Regions from separate parts of the Homo sapiens genome. Here region 2 is linked to region 1. A link is a loop called in an ENCODE intact Hi-C map of the cell type or tissue named here. Cell type or tissue: endothelial cell of umbilical vein. All regions are shown on one strand. Links, peaks and the distances in the headings refer to the core of each region. The heading gives the core; the rest is flanking DNA. Region 1 overlaps LIMS1 (LIM zinc finger domain containing 1). Region 2 has its middle 19 kb from the start of SULT1C4.

What was found. A loop is a pair of places that touch in the nucleus more often than their neighbours do. Peaks named below come from ENCODE experiments on the same cell type or tissue, not always from the same donor. Only the 100,000 strongest peaks of a DNase experiment are listed, where the experiment ranks them.
Region 2: it touches region 1 in a loop (10-fold over the local background); 18 of 110 quality-filtered maps call a loop at or near these places.

Annotation. Positions count from the first base shown.
Region 1 is chr2:108,581,993-108,587,370 of GRCh38, forward strand. The region is part of intron 1 of LIMS1 (LIM zinc finger domain containing 1); the gene reads left to right. Among named protein-coding and RNA genes, the nearest start is that of LIMS1, 50 kb to the left of the region's middle. In endothelial cell of umbilical vein, for the core only: a CTCF peak has its summit at 2,136 (motif pointing left); DNase peaks (open chromatin) are centred at 2,119 and 4,719; H3K27ac peaks cover 1,571 bases.
Region 2 is chr2:108,394,131-108,399,508 of GRCh38, forward strand. No RefSeq gene overlaps it. Among named protein-coding and RNA genes, the nearest start is that of SULT1C4, 19 kb to the left of the region's middle. In endothelial cell of umbilical vein, for the core only: no CTCF peak of the experiment used is centred there; a DNase peak (open chromatin) is centred at 2,891.

The sequences.
Region 1 (5,378 bases), core at 173-5,172:
ATATAGTCAGAGTTTGAAAATATTTCAAGTTGGGGACTTCTTTGATTAAAATGTAAAGTTGATAAATGAATTTAGTTACAGTGCTTTAGTTTTACTAGTATTCAATGTTGTGTGATATTGATGAGTTAAGTCAAACCCTGACAAGCGGTTCCCTTAGGTACTTCAGTGAGTACTTCTAGCATTAATGCTTAATGGCCTCAGAAATCCTCTGGGTCTGTCGTCCTCAGCAGATCTGAAACTGTTCCCTAAGGAGCAAGTGGGAACTTGTGGAGCATTTTTAGTTTATCTCGATGGTTTCAGGAAAGGGGTACCATAGGCACTAAATGGCCTGAGGCCAGAGATGCTGAATGTCATGAAGTATGCATCCACAGGACTTTGATGCTGGTTAAAAACGTAAGAAAGAAAAACACCTTTGTATAATGATGAACATAGAACCTAACTGTGTTTAGGTTGACATCATCAGGTTTAGGTTGATATCTGTTTCAGATATCATCGGCTGGGCGCAGTGGCTCACACATGTAATCCCAGCACTTTGGGAGGCCAAGGTCGGTGGATCACTTGAGTCCAGGAGTTCGAGACCAGCCTGGCCACATGTTGAAACCCCATTTCTACTAAAAATATGAAAATTTGCTAGGTGTGGTGGCATGTGCCTGCAGTCCCAGCTACTTGGGAGGCTAAGGTGGAAGGATTGTTTGAATCCAGGAGGCAGAGGTTGCAGTGAGCCAAGATCATACCACTGCCTGGGCACTCAAGCCTGGGCAACAGAACAAGATGTTGTCTCAAAATAAAAATAAAAAAGATACCATCATGAAGTACTTTTCAACAGTTTCAATAAGCACTAAGTTTTCTGGGAATGCCATGAAATTATAAATTGAGTGAAGGATGAAATTTGCTTGGACTTTATGCTTTATTTTCATAGGTGGTACTAACATTACCACCTATGAACATTTTGCCCTTAATTGTTCCTTTATATTCTATTTAGAAACTCAAATCCTTTAAGACAATGGTTAGAATATATTAAAAAGGGGTGTTTTTTGTTGTTTTTTTGTTTTGTTTTGTTTTTTAGATGGAGTTTCATTCTTATTGCCCAGGCTGGAGTGCAGTGGCGTGATCTCAGCTCACTCCAACCTCTGCCTCCCGAGTTCAAGCAATGCCTCAGCCTCATGAGTAGCTGGGATTACAGGCGCGCACCACCACGCCTGGCTAATGTTTGTATTTTTTTTTTTTTTTTAGTAGAGAGGGGTCTCACCATGTTAGGCAGGCTGGTCTCGAACTCCTGACCTCAGATGATCTGCCCGCCTAGGCCTCCCAAAGTGCTGGGACCACAGGCGTAAATCACCACGCCTGGCCCAAAGGGTTTTGTTTTTAAATGAGAGATGGTTAGTAAACTAATGTTTTCCTGAGTGACATAGGGCATATACATAGAGATGAGCATATACATAGAGATGAGTATGATGAACATTTGGGGTTATAAATGACTTTCATAACAAGGACCTATGAAGAGTATATAAAGGTGGAGACACTGATTAGCACTTGATAGATTGGGTAAATCAAGTTAGGTGAAATTATCCCAGATTTTTTTAAAGTCCCGGGAGGAAAAGATACGCAAGTGTATTGGGCATTGAACAAATTTTTTAAATAAAGATCTATGTCCATTCAGAATAGTCTGTGGAAAGCATTTATCCTGTTATTTTGTTGTTGCTGTTTCTTTTTTTTTTTTTTGAGATGGAGTCTTACTCTCGCTCAGGCTGGAGTGCAGTGGTGTGATCTCAGCTTACTGCAACCTCTGCCTCCTGGGTTCAAGCGATTGTCCTGCCTCAGCCTCCCGGGTAACTGGGACCACAGGCGCCCACCACCACGCCTGGCTAACTTGTATTTTTTAGTAGAGATGAGGTTTCACCATGTTGGCCAGGCTGATTTTGAACTCCTGACCTCAAGTGATCTGACCGCCTCGGCCTCCCAAAGTGCTGAGATTACAGGCGTGAACCACTGCACCTGGCTGTTGTTGCTGTTTCTATGTGAGACTGATAAAGGACAAAAAGAAGATGGCAAGGGATGGATGGAAAAGGCTGGTTCTTCTCTCAGGGTTCCCAGACCATAGCTGGAGATAACCCAGGGTTGTAGCTCCATCTGCTGGAGAGAAGCAAACCCACTCTTACATAGTCTATAAATGAAAGTGATCTCTCCACAATCACAGTGAGCCAGCCTGTGTTTGCTAAGCACTTGCTGTGCACTGTGTAACACTTTGTCAGGCTTAGGGTAACAGAGGAAAAACATAGACATGTTCCCTGTTCCCACCATGCTTAGCTCTGAGAGGCCTTCTGCTGTCAAGAAGACTTATTTTAGCTGGTGTGCTTTTGCATTCTAGGTTTCCCCCTAGACTTTTCCTTGGGTGACTTTTAAAGCCACGTAACCTCATTCTGAGCTTCCTGTTCCTTATTAGAGGTAAGGAATAACAGTGCCCCTCCTATAGGCCTCAGTTTAGCTAAACTTTATTAAGTATCTAGTGTGTCTGCTAGGCAGAGGCCCAAGGAGCATAAAGATGAGTAGGAATCTAGTCCCTGCCCTCCACAAGGTTAGAAACAGGAGCTCATAAAATGATCCTCGCGGAGTAAATGAGAATGTATAACGGGATCCCTGAGGAGGAGTGCGGGATCCAGGCAGGAGAGTCGACTAGGAAGGTATGGACAGGTTTTCTGAGTTGTTTGAGGATGTGAGCATTAGCGAAGGGAAGCCCTTCCCAGCCGAGGTCAGCGTGAGCAGCAGCATGGAGATGAGGGCCTGTGTGGTATGTGTATGTCCCTCTTAGGCTGTGTAAAGTGAGCGGCAGGAAGTGTCCAGGGATGAGGGTTTGGGGACATAGATGGAGCCAGGTAGGGCCTGGAGCAGTAGCTCACGCTTGTAATCCCAGCACTTCGGGAGGCCAAGATGGGCAGATCATTTGAGGTCAGGAGTTCGACACCAGCCTGGCAACATGGTGAAACCCTGTCTCTACCAAAAATACAAAAATTAGCCGAGCGTGGTGGCACGTGCCTGTTGACCCAGCTACTTGGGAGGCTGAGGCAGGAAAATGACTTGAACGTAGGAAGTGGAGGCTGCAACGAGCTGAGATCACTCCATTGCCCACCAGCCTGGGCAACAGAGCATGACTCCGTCTCAAAAAAAAAAAAAAAAAAAAAGGCGGGGCCAGGCGATATAGGGTTTTGTGTGTTACCTTAAGGGATGCTGACTGTCCTCAGTGCAGTAGAGAATTTAAGCAGGGTAGTGATAGCAGGTTCCTTAGACCGCTTGCTGGCTGTGTCTGTTGGATTTGATTGAAGGGGACCAGGCTGGAGACAGGGACTCCATCTAGGAGGCTGCGGCATGCCTGCTTGGATAACGTCGCCATGCCTGAGAGAGGGCACATTAAGATGAAGAATTGGATTTAGGCATGGTGGGGAGGGGAGTTTATTTTAGGCATCATGAGTTTGAGTTGCCTGTGACGATATCTGTATGGAGACATCAGCAGACAATTTGATGTATGATTGCGAAGTTTAAGAAGGTCCAGCCAGTGCCACTAACAGGGAGGAAGTAGTTGAGCCATGAGATTTGTTGAAGTCATCAGGGAGAATGTGCGCAATGAGAGGAGCAGAAAGCCAAGGTCAGGCTGGGGAGTAGCCATACCTACAGCCAGGCAGAGGCTCTTGCAAAAGAGATGGTGATGGGATGACAAGAGGGATAAAAGTACGGTGGTCTGGAAGCCAAGGGAATAGAAAATTCCCAGGAAAGCATCATTTAAAAATGTCAAATGTAAGATAAGGACTGAAAAATGCCTTCTGGATTTGGCTTTTAAGAGCTGTGACTGTAAGAGGTGTTTCCAGATTGCAGTAGGTTGATGAGTAAATAGGAGTTGAGATAACTTTTAGAAAATGGTGTCTGAGGCCGGGCGTGGTGGCTCATGCCTGTAATCCCAGCACTTTGGGAGGCCGAGGCAGGCGAATCATGAGGTCAGGAGATCGAGACCATCCTGGCTAACACGGTGAAACCCCATCTTACTAAAAATACAAAAAATTAGCCGGGTGTTGTGGAGGGTGCCTGTAGTCCCAGCTACTCCGGGGGCTGAGGCAGGAGAATGGCGTGAACCCAGGAGGCGGAGCTTGCAGTGAGCTGAGATTGCGCCACTGCACTCCAGCCTGGACGACAGAGCGAGACTCCGTCTCAAAACACAAAAAAAAACAAAAAAACAAACAAAAAAAGAAAATGGTGTCTGAAAAGAGAGAGCTGTGATGGTAGCTGGAGAGTGACTCAAGATAGACTCATTTTAACGTAGCAGAAACTGGAGCCTATTTACAAACTCTTCGGGGGAAAGAGCCCAAAAAGAAGGAAAGTGGCTGTCTGGATGTGAGTTTATGGACTGACATCAAACAGACCTTGTTGGGACTGAAGGCCTGAAGAGTAAGCATATAGGTGGGAGGTAGTTGAAAGAGAACTTTCCAGATAAACTGTTTTCTTCATGAATAAGTAATAAAGTAATATCTGCTGAGAGAAGAAAGGGATGAGGTCGATTACGAGAAGACCTTCAAGCATGGTACGTCCTTATGCGAGTGGCGCATGGCTTCAAGAGGAGGGTTGATGGGACCCATCCATGAGTAGAGAAGTTAACAACAATGCCAGTCTGCCCAGGATGTTCTGCTGGGACTCAGAAAAACATCCAGTTTCCTTCCTTTAGATTTTAACTGCAGCATCACGAGCTGCCTTCCTAGAGGGAATTTTGTATTTTGGGGCTGTAGCTCAGAAGACTTCCATTCTCTTTTCCCTCTCCCAAGAGAGATCGCAGCTGCTTCCCGGGGTTTATGTCCATGACATAGGACTGTCCCTGCTGGGAATGGGGGAGGGAACTGCTTCCCACTCGAAAGCAGCCTTTTCACTTCCAGCTTCCATCTGCCTTCCACTCCCACCTCCCAAAATAAAGTAAATAAATCAAAGCCAGAAAAACATTCTGGCTGGAATTTTATTACATTCAGTATTGTGTGAGAGCTCCCAAACTAGCTGGGACCGTTGGATTTCAGAGTACGTGAAGGTGAAGCCTGTGAGGTTCCCCCAGGAGTGCTGGGCAGAACCCTGAGTTTTAGAACTCCCTCTGCCTTTAGCTTGTCTTGGATGTGCTTTTCCACTCTTTCAAGCACTAAACCCTTCCCTGTAAATAGTCACCTGCCAGGGTGCCCTCAGGTTATAGCTTGTCACCAGCTCTAAGAGTGGCTAGTACCCAGTCTCAGTGTTGGATAACAAGCAAAAGTGATGAGTTGTTTTCTTGGGGTTTGTGTGTGTGTGTGTGTGTGTGTGTGTGTGTGTGTGTGTGTGTGTGTGTGTTTGGTTTGTTGTGGTGGTATGTTTTTGTT
Region 2 (5,378 bases), core at 274-5,273, 190 kb before region 1:
GTTTTAATTTCTGGCCCCGTGTTTCAGGAATGCAGTTTATTTTGATTGGCATCTTCAACTGGACTTGTAGATGGGATTTAATTGCTGTCAAGGTTTAAAATTTAGCAGGACTTGGTGTTCTTTTAGACCCAGGAGTCAAAGCCCTGTAACTCAATGTCACAAGTACATTAAAGGCACATACAGAAAGATACATGGATGTAATAACCTTAATTTTTTTTAATTTAATCTCAGTTTTTTCCTAAGCAAACCAAAACTTGATAATAATGGCATAGGAATTGTTTCAATAAACAATAAAATCTGTTAGGCCAGTTACCAAAAGGCAAAAGTAAAGACCTTCTGCACTGCACAGAAATTTTTGTTTTGTTTTGTTTTGTTTACGAGACAGAGTTTCGTTCTTGTTGCCCAGGCTGGAGTGCAATGGCACGATCTCGGCTCACCACAACCTCCACCTCCCAGGTTCAAGCAATTCTCCTGCCTCAGCCTCCCGAGGAGCTGGGATTACAGGCATGCGCCACCACGCCCAGCTAATCTTGTATTTTTAGTAGAGATGGGGTTTCTCCATGTTGGTCAGGCTGGTCTTGAACTCCTGTTCTCAGGTGATCCACCTGCCTCAGCCTCCCAAAGTCCTGGGATTAGAGGTGTGAGCCACCATGACTGGCCCATAACCTTTAAATAAGCTTTGAATTAGACAAAATTGTTCGCCTTTTTTAGAATGACACTTTTTTAGAAAGAATTTTTTCCTACAATATATTTCTATTGGAAAATATTCAAATAATGAAATATCTATTATTTAATTTAATATAACTTTAGATTCCAAATTATGACATTTGTCTACAAGTATTTATTCCATCACATTCACCTAATTATCTTTTTTTTTTTTTTTTTTGAGACAGAGTCTCGCTCTGTCATCCAGGCTGGAGCGCAGTGGCGTGATCTCGGTTCACTGCAACCTCTGCCTCCCAGGTTCAAGTGATTCTCCTGCCTCAGCCTCCTGAGTAGCTGGGATTACAGGCACGTGCCACCACACCCAGCTAATTTTTTGTATTTTTAGTAGAGACAGGGTTTCACCATGTTTTCCAGGATGGTCTCGATCTCGTGACCTCGTGATCCGCCTGCCTCGGCCTCCCAAAGTTCTGGTATTACAGACGGGAGCCACCGTGTCTAGCCTAATTATCTTATTTTAATCATTTACCTAGACTATGAAAACTGCGATAGTCATCATTTAAAGATATGAAACTCACCATTGCAAAATTATAACTGAAACAGTGAAAAACATGTGACCTAGCCAACTCCATCTTGCTTCTAACCTCCAAGTGTCCTTGTTCATTCCTAGACATGGGCCAAACTAACTTTGGGAGGAATTTAGTTTCTACTTTAGTTTTTAAACAAGATGATAACAGTCCTTTCCCAAAACAAACCTTACTGCCTATGGACTAAACTGCCTAAAGCCACACGATTAGAAGTTATAGTAATTTAACTGAATAATTCAAGATATAGCTATTTTCCTTAAACCAGTATCAATGTCTTATTTATTAAAAATTACACAAGCAAAGATCATTCTGTTTTGGGCTGGGTTTATAGTTTTCTAACCCTTATGACAAATTTTGACATCTTATAGTATTTGGCAGGGATAAGTATAAAATTGCTTGATCAATAAATGCAAACAAAAATATATGCTGGCAGTTCTTAAGACATTTCTAATATTACTTTACCAATAATTTTAAAGCCAACTTATTTATTAAAGTTATATAACCTTGAAAAAGCTTTTGACTAGTATTTTCTTTTTTCCTGATAAAGTATTTGATTCAAGTGCTTTTTTAAGTCAATTAGAGCTCTTATATATATGTATATATATGTAGTAAAACATTGTGTACACAACACATAAATACATAGATGTATTAGGCATGACAATAGAAGTACATCTTATAGATTCATAAGAACCTTTTTTCTTATCTTAGACTTTCAAATTCTCAATAATCTGTTTGCTACCATAGGCAGTTGTCAGCTAAATAGCCCTAAATCTGCATATTGAAGGAAAACAACTTGTAGATAAAAACTCAGATAGCAAAATTTACATCTTAAAGTACTGAGAGAAAAAGTCTAATGGTGCTAGAGAGAAATTAAAGATGGATACCAAATCAAACATAAAATTATAGAAATCTATCATAAGATTGTATGAGGAGACCAATTTTATTTAGCTAGGAACTTCCTCTCTTTTTTTTTTTTTTTTTTTTTTTGAGAGGGAGTCTCGATCCATCACCCAGGCTGGAGTGCAGTGGTGCAGTCTTGGCTCACTGCTAGCTCCGCCTCCTGGGATCATGCCATTCTCCTGCCTCAGCCTTCCGAGTAGCTGGAACTACTGGCGCCCGCCACCACGTCCAGCTAATTTTTTGTATTTTTTAGTAGGGACAGGATTTCACGGTGTTAGCCAGGATGGTCTCAATTTCCTGACCTCATGATCTACCCGCCTAGGCCTTCCAAAGTGCTGGGATTACAGGCGTGAGCCACCGCACCCTGCCGGAACTACCTCTCTTTTAACTGGATCTCTGAGCTCTGGGCAGAGCCCATACTGAATCCTGGGTCTCCAAAAATGGAGAATTATTATGAAGCTAGACCATGTGATGCTTTTACAGTGCACTTAAAAAAATTTTTTTTAAACAAAGGCATTTCTAACTGTCTAAACTACACTCTTCCTTAAAAACCCAAGAGTAGCCTCTGTTGCAATAACTATTTTAGTCAATAAATCAGGTAACACAACACAAAAGGAAGCAATTTAAGAGCTGAGATGAATTTGTCTGCTTACACTCTCAGGGTTCCATAAGGAAAAACAGGTCTCTCCCCAAAGGGAGTCTGGCACCTTCTCCATCTTCTTTAAGAAACCCTAGGCTATTATAAACTATTTTAAGTCCCTCATGCAGCAGAGGGCGCAAGAGAAAGGAGAGACAGCACCAGTAAATTTAGAAAACAGAATTCAGTCAACTGAAAAGAAGAAAACTTTCGCTCAAGAAAAGAACGAGGTCCTGGGAGAAAAAAAAAAAACAACACTTGAAGGCCTTTTAAATACAAACACACACACATGCATGCACATACACACACAACTTGGATGTTATCTTTTAATTAAACTGACTTTTAACCACTGAACTCCTTTTAAAAAATCCTTTTAAGGCCAGGCGCAATGGCTCATGCCTGTAATCCCAGCACTTTGGGAGGCTGAGGTGGGCAGATTACCTGAGGTCAGGAATTCATGACCAGCCTGGCCAACATGGTGAAACCCCGTCTCTACTAAAAATACAAAAAATTAGCCGGACGTGGTGGCATGTACCTGTAATTGCAGCTACTCAGGAGGCTGAGGCAGGAGAATTGCTTGAACCCAGGAGACAGAGGTTGTAGTGAGCCAACATCACGCCATTGCACTCCAGCTTGGGCTAGAAGCGCAAAACTCTGTCTCGAAAAAAAAAAATCCTTTTAAATCTCATTACCATATTTCAGCTAGAACAAATTGCTGCTATTTCAGAAGTACCAAATATCAAACCAGAAAGGGCTTAATTTAGGAAACAAAACCAGGCTGTCATAGTAGGAAAAAAGAAGGCAGAACCCTTAGCTATGGGACTGCACTGTGGGGTGACAGCCATTGCTATTTCAGTTTGGCCCGCCTAGATAAAAGGTGACCTTGTTATGTAAATAAAGCCCCTTAAATAGTCAAAATAAAAAAATCTTTCCCTCCCCTCCTCCCCACCACCACCACCTTTTGCTGGTCATTTTTCTCCCAACACCACACCACCTCTTTTTGTGTGTGGAAATTTAGCCACTTCAGAGGCCTTGTTCCCCATAATTTGGAACTTGCCTTCAGACATGATCAAGTCAGATAGAGTTGATCTAACCCAAATGGGAAAAAGAGCAAAACAACAACAAAAACAGAAACAAACTAATAACAATAAAAACAACATCATCTGTTTTAAGCAAAACAAATGATGGCAAAACTTGTACGATTACTGAGCACTCTAGTGGTAAGGAGAAATTAAGACCAGCTGGTTATTAATCTTAACTTTGACCAAGACAAACCCTAATTCAGTTACTTATGAAGGGATGGGTCTCAGGCTGAAGACTACTCTCTACCATCCTAGAAACTGGAAAAATCTCGAATTCATCTTCCCTACTGGAAGTGAGCTCAAACTCCATAAATGAGTTACCTGCCTTCCATCACCATGAAAGCAATAAAAACTTGCCTTCCTTGTGTAAAACTCCAAAAACAAAACAAAACAAAACAAAACAAAAAACAGAAGTTGTACAGCAAAATAAACTTTAGATCTTGACCAAATTTGGGGAGATCAGGGATTCTCCGGAGGGGGTACTTCTAGGCCTCAGTAAATTGTCTTATTGGTTTGAGCCACAAAGATAGCTCAAGCAGATACCAAGCACTGATAGGAGATTTGTCAAAGGTCTGGGGCACCTCCACTCAGAATCCCTTAATGGTTACCAAAACGTGAACCCTGAAAATCTGAGATAGGTCTCAGTTAACTTAGACAGATTATTTTGCCAAGATTGAGGACACATGCCTATGACACAGCCTCCAGAGGTCCTGATGGCATGTACCCAAGGTGGTCTGAGCACAGTTTGGTTTTATACATTTTAGGGAGACATGACACATCAGTCAACATATGTAAGATGAACAATGATTTTGTCTGGAAAAGGCAGGACAACTTGAAGCAAAGGCAAGACAACTTGAAGTTAGGAGGGGGATTCCAGGTCACAGTGATACAGACTGTAGGCAGGGAAATGCTAGGTAGAAAAGTGCAGGGTCCCTGGTGAGGGCTCCACCCTCAAGCCTGGAACTGCTTTCTAAAGTGAGAACATGCACTCCTGTTTTTCCACCCAAATGTTGCCTTTTCCAAACCCACCCTGGCCCACCCTGCCCCCCATTCTGTATCCATTAAAACCCCAGACTCTATTGGCAAAGGATCAGAGCAGTGTGGCAGAGAAGGAGAGAAGCAGCAGCTTGACATTGGTGAGAAGCAACTTGACTTCAGAGTTATGGCTCAACAGCGAAACCTCGGAGAAGAGTTCGGCCGGCCAGGGCTGGCCGAACTCCAGGGTAAGACCACCTTCCCAATCCATCCCCTTGCTACCTCCCCATCCCACTGAAAGCCACTTTCATCAGCAGTGAAATCCTCCACATTTGTTATCTTCAATTTGTTCGTGCAACCTGATTCCTCCTGGTCACTAGACAAAGACCCAGGTATGGGTTCAAGAAGCTGTCACACTGACCCTCCACTGAGTTATCTAATAGTTAAGCCATTCATGGATGGCAAAGCTAAAACAGCACACTGTAACACATGCCCTCTGAGGCCCCAGGGGTCACAGGCTACCCCTAGACACTG